2 separate regions of the Homo sapiens genome follow, and region 2 is linked to region 1. The links are chromatin loops, found by intact Hi-C in ENCODE. Cell type or tissue: gastrocnemius medialis. All regions are shown on one strand.

What was found. Peaks named below come from ENCODE experiments on the same cell type or tissue, not always from the same donor. Only the 100,000 strongest peaks of a DNase experiment are listed, where the experiment ranks them.
Region 2: a loop joins it to region 1, with 3 times the contacts of the local background. A loop is called at or near these places in 61 of 110 quality-filtered maps.

Annotation. Positions count from the first base shown.
Region 1 is chr1:182,596,986-182,604,985 of GRCh38, forward strand. RGS16 (regulator of G protein signaling 16) reads right to left here and starts at 7,404. Exons shown (of 5, transcript NM_002928.4): 1 at 7,231-7,404; 2 at 6,244-6,354; 3 at 5,435-5,499; 4 at 4,981-5,147; 5 at 1,638-3,528. The coding sequence starts at 7,274. The coding sequence ends at 3,307. RefSeq lists enhancers at 4,499-4,548, 6,969-7,028, 7,119-7,168, 7,639-7,718 and a silencer at 4,859-4,918. In gastrocnemius medialis, CTCF peaks have their summits at 2,565 and 4,527 (motif pointing right); DNase peaks (open chromatin) are centred at 4,576 and 7,466; H3K4me3 peaks cover 1,196 bases; H3K27ac peaks cover 1,581 bases.
Region 2 is chr1:182,081,134-182,089,133 of GRCh38, forward strand. No RefSeq gene overlaps it. Among named protein-coding and RNA genes, the nearest start is that of ZNF648, 23 kb to the left of the region's middle. RefSeq lists an enhancer at 4,190-4,239. In gastrocnemius medialis, CTCF peaks have their summits at 27 (motif pointing left), 230 and 3,951 (motif pointing right); a DNase peak (open chromatin) is centred at 3,988.

The DNA of each region.
Region 1 (8,000 bases):
GAGGATGAGAGAGTCCTCTAAGGAAGCCTTGGTGAGCCTGTGCAGAAGCTGGACCCAACGCATTTGGGTCTGAGGGATTTCGATGCACTCAATACATGCATGTTAAAGGCATAAAGATGGAAGGAGAGCAGTAGGAAAGGGCGAGTGTTAGTACCTCCCTGTCTTTCTGGGTCCTCCGCTCTTCCTTCCCTTATCAGTCACATTCCTCCACCCATCTTTCACAGACTGGACTCCCCATGGCATAACTGAGTTCAGATCCCCATTCTGCCACTCACTGGCTGGCTGCCCCAAGCATGTCCCTCCCTCTCAGAGCTTGTTTCCTTCTCTGGATGATAAAGTGTTCAGACCCACTCCACAGAGCTGTTGTAAGGACTAACAGAGCTCAGGGCCTGCCACAGTGTTGGTCCCTGTCTTCCTTCCCAGGCCCTTAATTTCAGGATCCTCCCTGGTGTCACCCACAGAATCCCTCCTTAGATCTGTGCTTAAGATGTGATTCTATGGGGATTTCTACCCCATGTTCCTGAAGTCTGATCACTTTACTCAGACTATCAATAGGGAAGAAATAAAGGTTCATTTAAGGTCCAGATCTGTGTATAAACAGATCATTCAACAGAGAAGAAAACATTTTTTTAAGTAGTCGTAATCAGAAAAAAATGAGAGGGATTCAGTAGGATGAAAAAGGAGAACAAGCAGGCAATTAGCAGAGGAAGAACAGATTTTGATCCTTGCAAACCTACCCCCAGGGTCTCACTGTGTCCCCCAGGCTGGAGTGCGGTAGAGTGATCTCAGCTCATGGCAGCCTTGACCTCCCCAGCATAAGCCATCCTCCCACCTCAGTCTCCCAAGTAGCTGGGACTACAGGCATGTGCCACCACACTCTGCTAATGTTTGACTTTTTGTAGAAACTGGGTTTTGCCATGTTGCCCAGCCTGGTCTTGAGCTCCTGGGCTTAAGTGATCCACCCTCCTCAGCCTCCCTCCCTCAGTGCTCACAGGCATGAGCCACCGCGCCTGTCTCCGTACCCCCAAATTCTTTCAAGCACAGTTCAACCCTTATTCCCTTGGCCCATGGAATGGAGCAGCCTCATGTACAGAGTGGCTTCATATACCTCATCTCAGATACTTCTATGAAATTATAAAAAGAATAATAATTTCTTGAATATAAATTACAAAAGATTTGTAATTGAATTTAATTACAAATTACTTTTAAAAGTAAAAATCCTACAAAAGTCACCACCTAACTGATGATGTCTTGCTACTTGACCAAGGGGTACTGACCCCTGCACTGTTACAGGCAGAATTGGAAATGGCTCATGCCGAGTCCCAGCCAGGTGGGCAAAAGATACGGGCTCTGAAATGACAGTGGGCTGAGCCCAGTCCAATCCACACAACAGCCCAACACAAGTGGGGCTGTCACGAGCTTAAAAAGTCACTGATCATAGCAGCCTCGTTAGAACCTATCCCTTCTCTTGACTCTGGCAGGTACCAGGTGAATATCAAGCTCTCCCTGTACTTCTGCCTGTGCCATGGAAGCTTACTCGCCTGTCCTGTGGAATTCCCAAAAGCCAGCTCCTCCCCAGAGCTCTCCACAACACTTCCCCTTTTCCCCTGACCCACACAGCACTTGAAGACAGGATGTCATATTTGACTTTTGCTTTTATTTTATAAGAATATAACATGCTGAAACAGGAAAATGGGGATTGCAAACATCATTCATATCTAGGAAACCAGCTCCATTTGTCACAATAAATAAATATTTAAACAGTGAGGAGTTCCTGACAGGCTCCAAGAGGTTCCCAGCACATTCAGAGGTAGAGTCTGGTAGAGAAAGGGAGACAGTCAGGCTGAAACCCCTGCTGAGATTCTCCAGTAGAGGCAAACTGAAATTACAATAATAAATAACAACAGCACCAACAATAACAAAAACAATGTTATGACAATCACAGAAAACCAATGATACAATACACTTAAATAATCTCCTGGAGGAGCTCATGGTACAGAGAGAACAGTGTTGATTATCCTGGGCCACAAAGGGGCTGCCCTGGGTAGTTCACTTCCCCAGCCTGGGCTCTGCCGCAGGAGTTGCCATCAGGAAATGTTTGTTCAGTGATGCCCTGAGGTGACAGGCAGGTTCTGATTATCCCCAGTCCTGCCCTTCGAAGCAGCCTCTCCCCCCAGCTTCTGCACTCTAAGGGTGCCATGGTCCTGGGCCACCTCTGCCCACTCCAGTGTTCATCTCACGTCTGCAGGAAAGAAACACAAGGCTCCCCTTCTATCTCGGGGCATCTCTTTTTGCCTGTTCTCATACCACAAAAAACACTGGCTGGATTTCAGCAGGACTCTCAGGGACCGCCAAGAGACTTATTTCCTAGGATCCTTTTCTGCCTTGTTCCACACTGCGGGGCATGAGAGCTGGAAAAGCCACTCCCCGAGGCCTCCACACTTTGTTCTCCTGGGCCCTGCCTCCAAGAGACAGCACAGAACTCAGAGAGGGCACATCCAGGAAGAGGCCCCAGGGCGGGCCTGCTCACAGGTGGACCCTGCTGCAACGCAGGGTCAGGGGCCACCTGCAGGGGGCCACCCAGAGCACTGAGCTGGATTCAAGTGAGCCTCCTTTCAGGGCTCTCCACTGACTTGGAAAGGGCTCACAGGCCAGTGTTTGAGGTATAAATATCTCGCATGGGGCAAGAGTCACATCAGCTTGCTGGCCTTGACATGACTGCAAGGCTGGACAGACACACAGGAGTGTTACGAGGTACAAGCTAAGGGACTCTGGGCTAGCCCAGAGGCCAGTGAGGAGGGCCAAAGGGGAAGACTCCACATCCAGGGTCCCTTCCGTGCCCAGAACAGTCTGGGAATTAGGAAAACAGGATGCAATCAGAGTCAACTGAGCAACAGGCAAAACAGCTGATCTGGATGTCTTTCCTCCTCTCATTTTCATGGTTCCCTTTATCCACATGTTTCCTAAACCACACTAGAACACTTCCTTCTCCGGTGAGAACGAGAGCCAGTGCTAACCCCCATACCACCTTTTTGCCCCACAGAGAGCCCCACCAACCCTCATCATTAGCCCTTATTCACAGGTCCTGGAAGTGGGCGGCTCCTCTCCAGCATGAGTCCCACAGTATCTGAAGGAGAGACTGCTGCTTCCCAAACAGGCTGCTGGAGCGCATTTTTTTTTTTTTTTTTTTTTTTTTTGTCCTCTTGCACTTGCTTTGCAGAACCTGCCTCCCACACAGGGGCAGCCACCTCGGGGATGGGTGACTCAACCTCTCTTCCCGGCTGGCTTCCTCACTGCCGTGGAGACTCAGGTGTGTGAGGGCTCGTCCAGGCTGCAGCTGGACAGAGTGGCAGAGGCGGCTGAGGCTTGGGCAGCCAGGTCCCGGTAAGCAGGCGACTTCAGGAAGCGTGGGTAGGAGTCCTTCTCCATCAGGGTACGTGTCTTCCCCTGAGCCGCATCAAAGCATGTGGCTGTGGCAGTCTGCAGGTTCATCCTCGTCAGCTCGTGGGTCTCATGGTCAATGTTGACCTGCGGGAAGGAGGACACACACAGGGTGAGTTGGGGAAGAGGGTGGGCATGGCTGAGGGAGGGCCAACGGCAGGCTGGGCATTGGAAAGAGCATCGGATGCTGCATCAGGAAGTGGGGGCTCCTGAGTTGATCACTAGCTTTTCAGCTCTGGGCTTGTACCCACATCTGATCCAGTGTCTGTCCTCCAATCTCTCAGAATTAACATGAGGATCTATCAAGAATGTATACAAACGCAATCCCCTTTCACCCTTTCTTCTACAGCAACCCTGCTTCAAGTCACTATCAGCTCTCCTGGGATTTGCACCAAGGCCTCCTACCTGGTCTCTCTGCTACCTTACCCCCCACCCCTGTGGTTTGTTCTCTACCCAGTCGCTACAGTGAGCCTTTAAAAACCCAACTCAGTTTGGTAGCTCCTCTGTTGTCTCCTCATGTCTTTCAGAAGAAGAGCCAAAGGGCTTGCTGGGCCCACGAGGCTCCCCAAGCCCACACCTGGCCATCCTCCTCATGCCTGACCTCATCTCCTGCTCTTGCCCTGCTCTACACAGGTCCATTTGCTCATCCGTGACTGTGACAGGCAGGCTCTGGCCATTGCATTTGCTGCTTCCTGTGTTGGAATGTTCTTCCCTCCCTGAATTCTTTCTTATCTCTGTTCATATGTCCTCACTTCCCTTTACAGAATGGAAAACCTTACGTCTTCCCAGGCCCTACCTCTGGTACTCCCTGTCTCTCATTTCCTGCTGTATTTTTATGAGTGCATAGCTCATCACCTGGCATATATTTGTCTAGTTGGTTATTGGCATCTTCCCCCATTCAAATTATAAGTTTCATTAGGTAAGGGACTTTGTGTGGCTCACTGTGACATACACAGTGACTGTAACAGTGTCTTGAATATAATTGGGGCTCAATACACCTTTACAGAATTATGTGGAATCAATCAGCGGTCAGAAAACAAAAATAAGGTACAAAAGTAAGGCATTACTCTTATCTTTCCACCAGGTGGCGCTGTGTTCTTTAGCAAATGCAGCTGCCATGCGTTTAGCGGCCAGGAGAGAAGGTAGACAAAAAAATCACAGACCACAGACCAGCAGGCCTCAGGCAGGTCAGCCTGGGGACTGAGCCAGGTTACATAAGGTCCCTGTGCTGACCTTGTCTCCCCAGTTGCTAAGTGTTTTGAGCCTCTAAAAACGGATGGGTTTATAAAGGTGGGTATGGACAGAAGCCGAAAAACCTGCCAACACATCCTGCCCCATCATGAGTCTTAGGGTTAAGCACCCAGGAGTGGCACTGGGCCTGGCTTTCCTAGTCTCTGGTCACAGAAGCCCAGTCACCCCTGTGCCAAGTAAGGCCCTTCTACCTCTACACCTAGCCCTTCCTCCCCTCTAGCCCTGATTCTCAGAGGGGAAGGAGCAGGCAGGGTCGTGAGGATTCACTGGGCATATGGGGGCTCTAACCTCTTTAGGGGCCTCACTGCAAATGAACTCCTCAAAGATCTGGTGTGCCCTGGAGGCCAGCTTGGTAGCTGATCGGATCTTCTTGAACTCCTCACAGGCCAGCCAGAACTCCAGGTTCTCCTCACTGAACTCTGTCTTCAGGAAAGCGTGGAAGGCAGCCACTCCATCTGGGGTTGCGGGAAAGAAGAGGAAATAGGTCAGCTGGAGGGACAGCAGGGAATACAAGAAGAAAGGAAAGCAATTGCAATTAATGGCTCTATTTTTAGAACATAATTTTCTTGAACAATGACCTGCCTTTATATGTTGAATAGAGGCTGGCACACTAGGGGATCATTATTATTATTATTACTACTACTATTATTCTGCCCAGGCTCTCAGCAGTCCTGGGGCTGGCTCCAAAGCACATGAGTACACATGTGCCACCCAGAGACAGACACAAAAGGCTCCTACTCACTTTTACTGCTCAGCAGCAGGTCGAACGACTCTCTCCACCCCAGCACATCTTCTGAGAAGTTTCTACTAAAAGACAAAAAGAAAAAAAAAGAGTAAGAAAAAAAATCAACAAACCAAAGCATAGTACAAATTCTAGCCAGAACTCTGATGGAAAACTGCATAAAATTCACAGAAAGGCTTGCTTGGTGATTGCTGAAGCTGACACCTCAAACTCTTAGTTGGACTTAGGGTAAGCAGTAGTGCTTTCTAGAGCACAATTCAGCAACCAGAAATCAAAGCCAGGGACTCTTTAGTCCTCAGTCAATATCTCTAAGCCTGTCTCGTCTCTGTCCAAAAATTATTTCAATTCCCCTGACTCTCAAAGATTTGTTTTGTACACCTTCCCAAGGAAATAAGGTCCTCATAAATAGAGATTACATCTACACATAACTCCAGAGTTTGGTACAGTTGATAGCCAATATGAAAGAGTTTCTAGGCAAGGTGCATACTAGAAAACTTCAAGTGGTCTTGGATTCTGTCCTAGCCCTGGATGCACGTGCAATGAATCCCGAGGTGGGAGAGTCTGGGAACTAGGCATTCATGCCCTGTGTGCCCTCATCCGTGGATGGACTTGGAGCCCTGGAGCCACCTACCCACTCACCCATGAGCCAAGTAGTCATAACAGACCAGCAACAAGTCCCACTAAAATCTCTAGGGAGGTGTTGCCAAGGTCCACTTAGCGTGTCCTGGCTTCTCCCTGTATTTCCCTCCTCATGACTCCCTTCCCACTCCCTTCCCTCTCGGAGCCCTGAGCTGGTCAGCAACACTTACTTCTCTTTGCTGTGTTTACTGCCCCACTCGAACTTGCCAGTACTCCCAGTATCGCAGCCCAGCTCTGATTTGTGAAGAAAGATCCCCAGACGTGTCTTGAACTCTTTGGCTCTGAAAAACAAATCAGGAACATGAAAGCATTCTCTCATTTGCTCAGCCAGTGTGGAGAGGTTTATGGGTCCCAGAAGAGCTCTGGGTGGTGCCACCCAAACTTTAGCCTCAAGAGTTCCTGGAAACTCTTGGCTGTCCCCAGGCCAAGAGTGCTTCTCTTATCAGCATCATCAACCCCAAAGCAACAAAAGCAATGTTTGAGCTATGCTGTGGTAGGTCTTACACTTTCTGGGTAATACACACGCTGCATATATGGGCTTTTCCCTAAAGTCACACTGATCTCTCTTCGTGCCTGTTGATTCAGAAAAGAACTCAGCATTCTTTTCAGAAGTATTTCTGAACTGTGTGGGAAACTGATTCCTGCCTTCATCTTTACTTTTTCCTTCCCAGCCAGTAAGGATTGGAAGCTGTTGAGTAGCTCTCTGGAATATGGACACACCCTCAACAGTGGGAGCCCCCACCCCCACACACCCCACCAAAAAAAAAAAAATCTCCCTGTCTTCCAGGGGCAGAGGAGGCAATGCCCCTAGCTCTGGTCTGAGGAATGAAAAACAAATGCTTAAGAAATGGGCAGGCTCAGTGCTGCCTGGAAATGTCAACGTGGCCTTCCCGCAGCCGGGTCTTCAGCAGGTCACCTGAGCACGACTGCAGTTTGTCAGAGGATGGGGATGGCAGCAAGCCGCGGGCCCTTGCTTCCCTTCCCCTTGCTTTCTCCCTGCTCCTGGAATCTGAGCACGTGGCATCAAGTGCGCTTCTACCTCTCTACTCAAGCCTCTAGCGCCCCATCCCCGCGCCCACCCAGGTCCCCAGGCCTGCCGCTCCACTCCCTAAGAGTTGGTGGGACTTCCCCCAAGCAGTTGGACAACCTCCCCTTACCTCTCCAGGCAGGTGGTGGGGAAGGCGGCCAGGGTGCGGCACATGGCTGCGGGCGCAGGGCAGCACGTAGTAGGCAGGATGGTGGCAGGCTCCAGGAGGCTCCGCGTGCGCCAGGAAGCAAAGGCGCGGTAGCAGGTGCTAGTCAACTGCGGTTGGGTTTAGCAGCCTGCAAGCGCCCAGACTGAGCGGCCGCTGCTTTAAATCCCCTCGGAGGAGCGGGGCGGGGCTGGGCACTGCTGACCAATCGGAGGGTGGGGCTGGGCGCTGAGAAGGCGGAGGCGGGGCCCGCAGCCAGACTGGGCCGGGTGCAACTTTCGCGGCAGCTGGAGCACGCGGAGCTGCACCCTCCGCCCAGAGGACGCCGCGTGTGGAAGGAAAAGCGGCAAGAGAATTGGCACGGGGATGAGACGTGCACACCCAGTTTCCTAGGGAAAAGTACCTGCCGACCTCTAGTAACAGCAGGAAAGTCACGCAGCGGTGTCGTGTTGAGAGAGTTTGCACGGGGGTGGTGGGTCTGGGAGGCACACAGGGCTTTCTTTGATCGCAGGCAAGTCTGAGCCTGCTGGGTCCTGAGGACAGGCGCACAGGGTGCAAACCTGGGCAAAACAGCATCTGATTATACTGATAAGTACCCTTTACGAGGCTCTTACCATGATGGACACGGGGCTAAGTAAGCTCTTCATCATCATCTCCATTTTATAGATGAAGAAATCGAGAATCAGAAAGCTAAATAAACTTGTCCAAGATCACAGTTGGAGATGACAGAAAAG
Region 2 (8,000 bases), 520 kb before region 1:
ATAGCAAAGGAGTGAGGAAGACACTTGCCCCACCTAGTGGTAGGAGGGATGTGGAAGAGAAAATTAATCCTCCACTTGAGAAGGAGCTATTCTCAGAAGAGAGCCATGTTTCATGAGAGCAAAAAGGGGAAGAGAAGATGTTGAGGATATAGGATATTGTTTCTATCCAGTGTAACCTGTTTCAATTACTTCCCACCATGCTTTGAACCTTCCAGACCAAATCCTTTGCCACCTGCCCGCTACCTCTCTACATTCCAGCCACACTGTCCTTAGCATGTTCCTTGGATATATCAAGTTCTTTCCAACCCTGGGGGCTTTGCACTTGCTGCCATGTTCTTTCCTTTCTTGAAATTGTACCTCTTCCCCACCCCAAACCCTTAAGTCTCATGTTGAGTGTCATTTCCTTAAGAAATCTTGCTGAACACCCTCTTTAAATCAGGTGCTGTGCTTGGTGCCACTGAAGCAATAGGAATCCACACACAGTTTCTATCTTCAAGTTAGTTTACAGTCAGATGAAGCAAAGAGGGGAGCAGATGGTTTGAAAGTGCCCTAAGGGCTTCAATGGGGTAAACCCAGAGCACATGGGAGCACACAGGAGAAACTATTAAATGAACCATAGTGGGGGTGGTGGGGGGGGGTGGGGGTGGGGGTGGGGGTGGTAGTGGAGGTGGGCGGTGGGCAGTGGGAGAGTTTCAGAAAATGGCTAAACAGAGGCCTGAGGATGATCAGGAGTTAATGAGGAGAGGGTGGGGGCTACTGAGAGAGTGTGGGGAGCCATGAGCTGGTCAGGATGGCTGGAATGTAGCAGGATATGGGGATGATGCTATAGGGGTGAGTGTCCCACAGCAGACCTGCGGGACATGCTATGGAGTTGGGCTCTTTCCCGGGGTCTCTGGAGGCCACTAAAGGATGAGTTTTTGTCTTTATATATAAAGAGGTATATATAACAATTTTGCAGAAGAATTATGACCAGAAGCAGAGTATTATCAAGTTTGGCCCCTTCTGTGTTTAGCCCTAGAACAAGTATAGAGCTGCCATCTGGGAGCGCAGTGACCACAGCCTTCTGGGGCACAAGACAAGGCCTAGTGCTATCTGGGCGAAAATTGGCTAGGATCGTAGAACTGCCAGAGCTGCAGAACGTCCTGGACTAGTGGCCTCCCACCCACCACCCAGACAGTTTCATTCACCAGCTTTGTAGTTGGGACACCTTCTCCATGTTATCCTAATGACAAGAAGATAAAAAGCAAGAGAACAATTGAATGGAATCACTATAAAATGTTCCCAGGCCCCTTCCAAACTATAAGCTTTCAGACTTCCTTTCTCTAACTTGAGACTACAGAGTAATACCGATGCCTTGCGAGATGACCGTGACTTAAATTTATTGTGTGCTTAGCAGGTGCCAGGCCCGTGTCACAGCAACACAGGCAGATGCTTTCATCGCCATTTTGTACAAGAGGAAACAGGCACAGAGAGGTTAAGTAAATTACCCTTTGTCACATAGCTAATAAGTGACAGAGCAAAGATTCAGACCCTTGGAGTCTGATTCCAGAGCCCATGGTCTATACCAACACCCATACCACCTCTAAAGTTGGTGTCTTCTAAGTAGTCAGAGTAAGATTAAATCAGGTTCAAACAGTGTGGGACTGAGGCATATCTGGCTGTGTTCAAGACTTTATAAAACTTCTCTGGGATCACTGACCAGAACATTTCACAGCTCAGAATGCTTGTTTTTGACCAGACTGGGGGCATCTAAAGAAAAGCTCTAGGGAAAGGAGGTAGCAGAGCATGGACTGCCTGCCCTCAGCTCCCACTGGCTGGCTCAGCAGGGAGCTCTGGAGCATGGTGGTGTCCGTACAGCCCACAGCCTTCCTGTGCTTTCTCCCTGAGCGTACACACAGTGTCAATGGAAACACAGTCATCACATGTTACATGTCTCTACCAGTCAAGGGCAGAAGCACAAATGTCTGAGGGCTTGTTTAGGAAGGGCTTTGGGGAGCATCTGCTCAACATGAAAGTTGCTAGAAATATAGTTGGGGGCCAGGCATGGTGGCTCACACCTGTAATCTCAGCACTTTGGGAGGCCGAGGCGGGCGGATCACCTGAGGTCAGGCCAACATAGTGAAACCTCGTCTCTACTAAAAATACAAAAAAAATAGACACATGGTGGCACAAGCCTGTCATCTCAGCTATTCTACAGGCTGAGGCACACGAATCACTTGAACCCAGGGGGAGGTGGTTGCAGTGAGCCAAGATCACACCACTGCACTCCAGCCTGAATGACAGAGGGAGGCTTTGTCTCAAAATATATATATATACACACACGCATATATATATAGTAGGGATTCTCAGGTCCATGTTTCCTATTTTCTCCACTGTGAACTCTGTCTTTTCCCTTTCTACTAAAGGGAGGGAGAGTGCTGACACCCACCCACCGCCCTCCTGCTGTCTCCGGGCTGTTCCTCCATAGAACCTCCCTCTCCAACTGGCCAGGCCTGGTCTGTCATCTGCACAGGCCACTCCCACCACCCAAAATTCTTTTACCTCTTTCCAGTTTTCAAAATCACATTCACGAAGACTCTTCTGGTCATTCTGACCCACCCTGTGTCTCCCCCCATCTCTCACAGTACATGTGATCTGCATTCCCATAGACTCTTACAGCAGGAAAGGGCTTCGAGAGTCTATGCTCATCCTCCTCATCCTGTCACTGAAAATTAAACCAAGGTCAAGAGGACAAGTTTTTTGCTCCAAATCACTGAGAAGTGTACTGCTCTCTCTCTAATTGTTTCAATAACAGGGGCCCTGTCTTGATCTCCTTTGCACCCATGACCTATATGAATCTGCTATAAACCCTGGTACAAGAACATTGAGTTCCTTTATTTCCTCATTGTGGTTTGAACTGGTATTTCTCTACTTCTGGGACAATGTCAAGGTTCGCGAGTCCCTCACAGAGTCAAGGAGGCTGATCCTTGGGCATTTGTCCAAGTGGGTTACAAGGGTGACATCTGGGGCTCTTTCAGCCTGTATCACAGGTCTCTGGCTTCAGGATGCATCTCTGCCATTCTGAGGACCTGGGAATTCATTGTAAGGCTGACATCCAGAGCTTCCTGGCACTATGCAGACACTTCCCTCTGGGGCTTGATACTTCTCTGGGGCTCTGCGGGGACCAGGGTGGGGCAGTGGCCTGGAGTCCTCTCCCCACACTGACCCAGAGAACTGTCTACTAGGGGAGGCATCTTCCCTGCCTCCTGCTTCCTTGGGTTGCATTGCTTTGTCTCTCAAACCCAGGCCTCCCTCTTGTTTTTCACCATAGATCTGGAGGGCCCCTAAACCCTAATGATTAGCAACTGAAAAACTTGTTTTTCCTTTCTCTTAACCTTTTAAACCTGCCCAGAAATTGAGGGAAAAAAAGGTTTGTAGTCTGTCCTCTTGGGGGCAGCAAAGAGGTGCATTAAAAATGTAGCAATTAAGTTTCTATTTAAAAGGCCAGCAATTCACATCTTGCTCATCCTTTTACCTGGAATCTTCTCCATTTTTCAACTGGTTAATGCTGGCTTATCCTTCAGGACTCAGCTCAGACATCACCGCAGATAGAAGTGACTCATATTCATGAATCACCCCCACTTCTCACTCCCTTCTGCAAAAGTGGGGCTTTGCTTTATTGTCCTCTGTATTGCCAGCCCCCTCATATCAAGTGCTCCACAAACACATGCTGACTTGCACTGAATTCAAGGCAAAGTGGTGGGTAAGTGAGATCCACTTGTTGACTAGTGGCTTCCCAGGGAAGATAGACTTAAACAAGAGGCACCAAAAGAGGCGCGTGTTTGGGGGACATTCCACTTCCTAGAATAAGATATTCAAACGCAGAGCCAGAGAAGGAGGACAGGGAGGCCTCTCCCGGCTCCCTGCCTCTATTTACACCAGGCATTCAGAGTGGGGGACAGTTCTAAGACTGACCAGGAGGTGGCAGCGTTGCCCCTTGGATGAGGGACTCCCTTCAGCAGGACAGAGGCAAAGGACACCGCCTCTCTAGCTCTGGGAGGAAGTCACCAGGAGGCCTCCCCTAGGCCAGTCTCAGAGGGCCAGGATGCCAGCTGCCTTGCACACAGTAGGGATCTATAGCCATGTGTGGATCCAACGTGGTTTTGTTTGTTTGTTTTTGAGACAGAGTTTTGCTCTTGTTGCCCAGGCTGGAGTGTAGTGGTGCGATCATGGCTCTCTGCAACCTCCGCCTCCTGGGTTCAAGTGATTCTTGTGCCTCAGCCTCCTGAGTAGCTAGGACTACAGATGCCCGCCACCACATCCGGCTAATTTTTGTGTTTTTAGTAGAGACAGGGTTTCACCATGTTGGCCAGGCTAGTCTCGAACTCCTGACCTCAAGTGATCCTCCTGCCTCTGCCTCCCAAAGTGCTGGGATCATAGGCGTGAGCCACCACACCCAGCCCCACATGTTCTTATTCTAAGCTTTGCTAGGGGCTTTGCATGGGAAAGGAAGGAAGGAAGAGTGGGAGAGAGGGAGGGAGGGAGAGAAGGGACTCAGGCCTTAACCTAGAACCCCTGCATCAGAGTCTCTTGGATGGTTCCTGGGAATCCTCAGGTGATTCTGATGGAGGCAGGCACAATTCTCCCTTGTGTGACTAATTTCCCAAGGCCTCGCCTTTCAATCACAGAACTGATTTTATCCATTGTGAAAACCTAATGCAGACCCCAGCGCACGCCTCCTGCTCTCCCTCAGCTGGGAGGCTGACCGAGGTATTTTAGGCATCCCGCCAGAGATGGCTGCTAGGTTGCAAAGACAAGCAGTGCCCTCCTGGGCACAGCCCTATGCCCCCCAGTGGGCACTCCCTCTCTCCTTCTCATCCTATCTTCAGCTTTGGCATGAGTGGCTGGCCTGACACAGCCCACCTCACCCCAGCAGTGGCGCCCCAGGCTGAGCTTCAACCCAACTCTTGGGTAAGCAGCAGGGAAACTGAGGAGTATTTCACAGTTAGTCTCTGTCCCCTCTCAAACAGGCAGTATTTTCAGGAGTCCTTCGTGACATTGAGGCCTGTGGGGGACATCTTGATGTTGACTGGGGGCACACGTTGGCAGGGCTACCCCCATGTGGAAAATCTTGGCTGGGGTGGCGGGCTTTTGGTTTTAACAACAAGTGACTCAATTGTTGTCCCTTCTTCCTGCAGCCTCCCCAAGTCACTGCCCACAGATGGCCCTGGGCAGAAAGTGGTCAAAGAGAGTGAAGCCCGGGGGAGGAAAGCTCGGGTGCCCATGGCGCCCACTGGATGGCTGGCCTGGTTGGGACCCACTCTGGCGGGGCCAGCTCCTGGTGGTTCCCTGCACATCCATCCACTGTTTCCCATCTACACTCTGCCAGAAAGTCCTTCCTCTCCTGACCCCGCCATCCAAACCCTATGTGTTTCAGGAAATCATTTTTCAGATGCTACCTGGGGACTCCTGCAGCTGCTGTGCATTTTCTTGGAATCTCTCATGGAACCATGCATGATGACTGTTTCTACATCTCTGCATGGGAAGGAACTCAGGGATAGAGGGCACCCCGTTCCATCCCCATCCCAGCCCCTAGTGCAGGGGAAGAGAGCCGTGGATGTTAACTATTGTGAGTACATGACGGGAAGGAGAAGGTGGTGGCGCCTCAGGGTTGACAGGAAGGGACAGGAAGGTTTCATCATGGAGGCAGGAAGGGGGCCGGGCCCTGAAGGATGGATTCCATTTCTAGGTGAAAGTCACCAGCATGTTATCAGAGCGTCCTTCTTAAGTAGAGTCAGAGCTGCGCTATTTTGAGTGGAATGAAGGTGGTCTGTGGGTTGGAAAGGCCAGTCATGATCCCCAGTCCATTTTGTGGGTGCCCCTGGTTGATCCCTAAGACAACTTCCTGGAGTGTGTGCATTGACCACAGATGTCAGGGCCTGGGCTTCTCTCCTGAACCCAGTTCACACCAAAAAAGGACATGAAGGACAAGGACCAAGAGAGGGCTGGAGGCAGAAGTGCTCTCAGAGCGGACACAGGGTCCCACCCCAATCCTTGTGCCTGAAGCAGAGTTGCAGTGTGGCCGCTACTGGCACCAGTACAGCAAAGCAACACCCTAAAATCAAAGCGGGAACAGCAGGAGATGGAGCCCGTGTCTTTGAGGACCTCAGAGGCAGAACTTCTGGTTGGGGCCTGAGGACTTTTGCACTCTCCTGAGCACCCTTGCCTTTTCTTGCCACCGCAAGGGAGATGTTATCTTCAGACTCTGGGGCTATTGCAAGCTGCTGCTCTTCCATGAAAAGCTTGGGGCCTTTGCTCAGTGAAGTCAGGATGTTTTGAGATTACAGGGAGGGTGGAGGAAACAGGAGGGCCCACAGGGTGGGTGAAAAACCTCATTCTCCGCCCTCTCAGCTCCACCCTGCATGCACTACCAGCATTCTCAAGGCTTCCTTCTCAGTTTGTGTAAGACAAGGAAAGCCTGAACCAGGGATTCCCCTCTCAGCCACCCCAGCTGCAGCCCCTGAGGGTGGGTGTGCATGCAAGGGACAGGGTGGGGAGCCACAAGCTCATCTTCCACCCCTCCACAGCTCATCTGGCCTTGCCTCTATTGCTTGGGGAAAATGGCACCTTGAGGACAGAGTATGCCTTGCTTTCTCCTAGGAGAATGTTCTCTTTCTGTACTCGCTGATGGAGCTCTAGCTAAAAAAAGTATATTTCCCTGCCTTTTCTTTCTTCCTCCTTGAGGGCCTCTCTGTAGACTTTATCAGGCCACACTGATGAGCTCAGAACAGAAAAGTTATGGCTATATGGGAGCAGGCTCCTCCCTCATAGCTCCTGGTCAGATCTGGACATCTGGGGCAGCCGCGGATCAGAGCCCCAGGCTGGCCCTGGACCAGACCCCTGCTCCTCTGTCCCAGGCTGGCCCACTGCCTCCATGAGTCACTAAGGTAACCAGGAGGGCAACCACAGGGGAAAACAACCACCCTTATTGCCCCAGGTGGCAGTCCCAGCCCAGGGCAAAACTGGGGCATTACTTCAACTGTACCAAAGTCAGGCCTGTGCCTGGGGCTGCAGGAGGCGGCTGCAAAGAGGCTGGGCGGGGCAGCAGGAAGCCCTGTGGAACTTGCGTGTGTCCTGACTTGCCATTTCTGATGTCAGCACCTTCAGATGCCCTTTCATGGGGTAGGAACTGGGAAGGGCAGAGGTAGTAACATCTGAACAAAGCTGGGTGAATTCCCACGGAAGACGGAGCATCGAGTCGTCAATGCCTTTTGGTAAACAAGTCGCAGCTCTTCCGTCTTGGCTCATCCTCATGGGCACATCCCAGTGGTGTTCCCTGCCCACCTCTGCACCCACATTTTAAGGTGTGTAATCTGCCTCCAGCTCTGTCCTCCCCACCTCAGAGCCTTAGGATCTCTGGCTCTGACATTCAGTGCAATGTGTGCCGCCTGGTAGGCGCTCAGCGTTTTGAGTGAAAGAATAAATGTTTAGGTTTCCAGCAGCACCCCGTGCTGCTGGGATCACAGAGTGGCTGCTAAACCCAGGGTGTTGATTTGAGTGCCCAATGGGTGCTCCTCCGAAAGTAAGGGAAGTGACCCTGTGGAGCTGTGGCAGAGGTCGCATCCCCTGAGTTGCTGACCTTGCAGAGAAGCACAGGGTGCTCCTGCCTGTGGGTTGGGTGAAGCACCGTGTATATCTTTATCTCTGCTTGGGGGCCTGTTTCCTCCCCTTGACTTGTGCCTCCTCAATAGCAAGCCCGAGTCTCATTTAAGCTTTGAATTCTAGCACAGAGCTGGGCCCATCCATTAGATGAAGTGTGTTTACAAGTCTGTTCCGGAGTCGGTGGTGCTCCTGCTGCTTCACCTGGGCTCAGGACACCGAATACAAGATGCGGTTTCAGGATCTGGAATCCGCAGAGCCAGTGGGCTCCATAACCTGGGTCTGGGTGCCATGGCTAGCATCGTTGGCTGTAAGGAAGCTGTTCTGGCAGTTCTTGATGGCCGCTTCCCTAGCATCTCTGT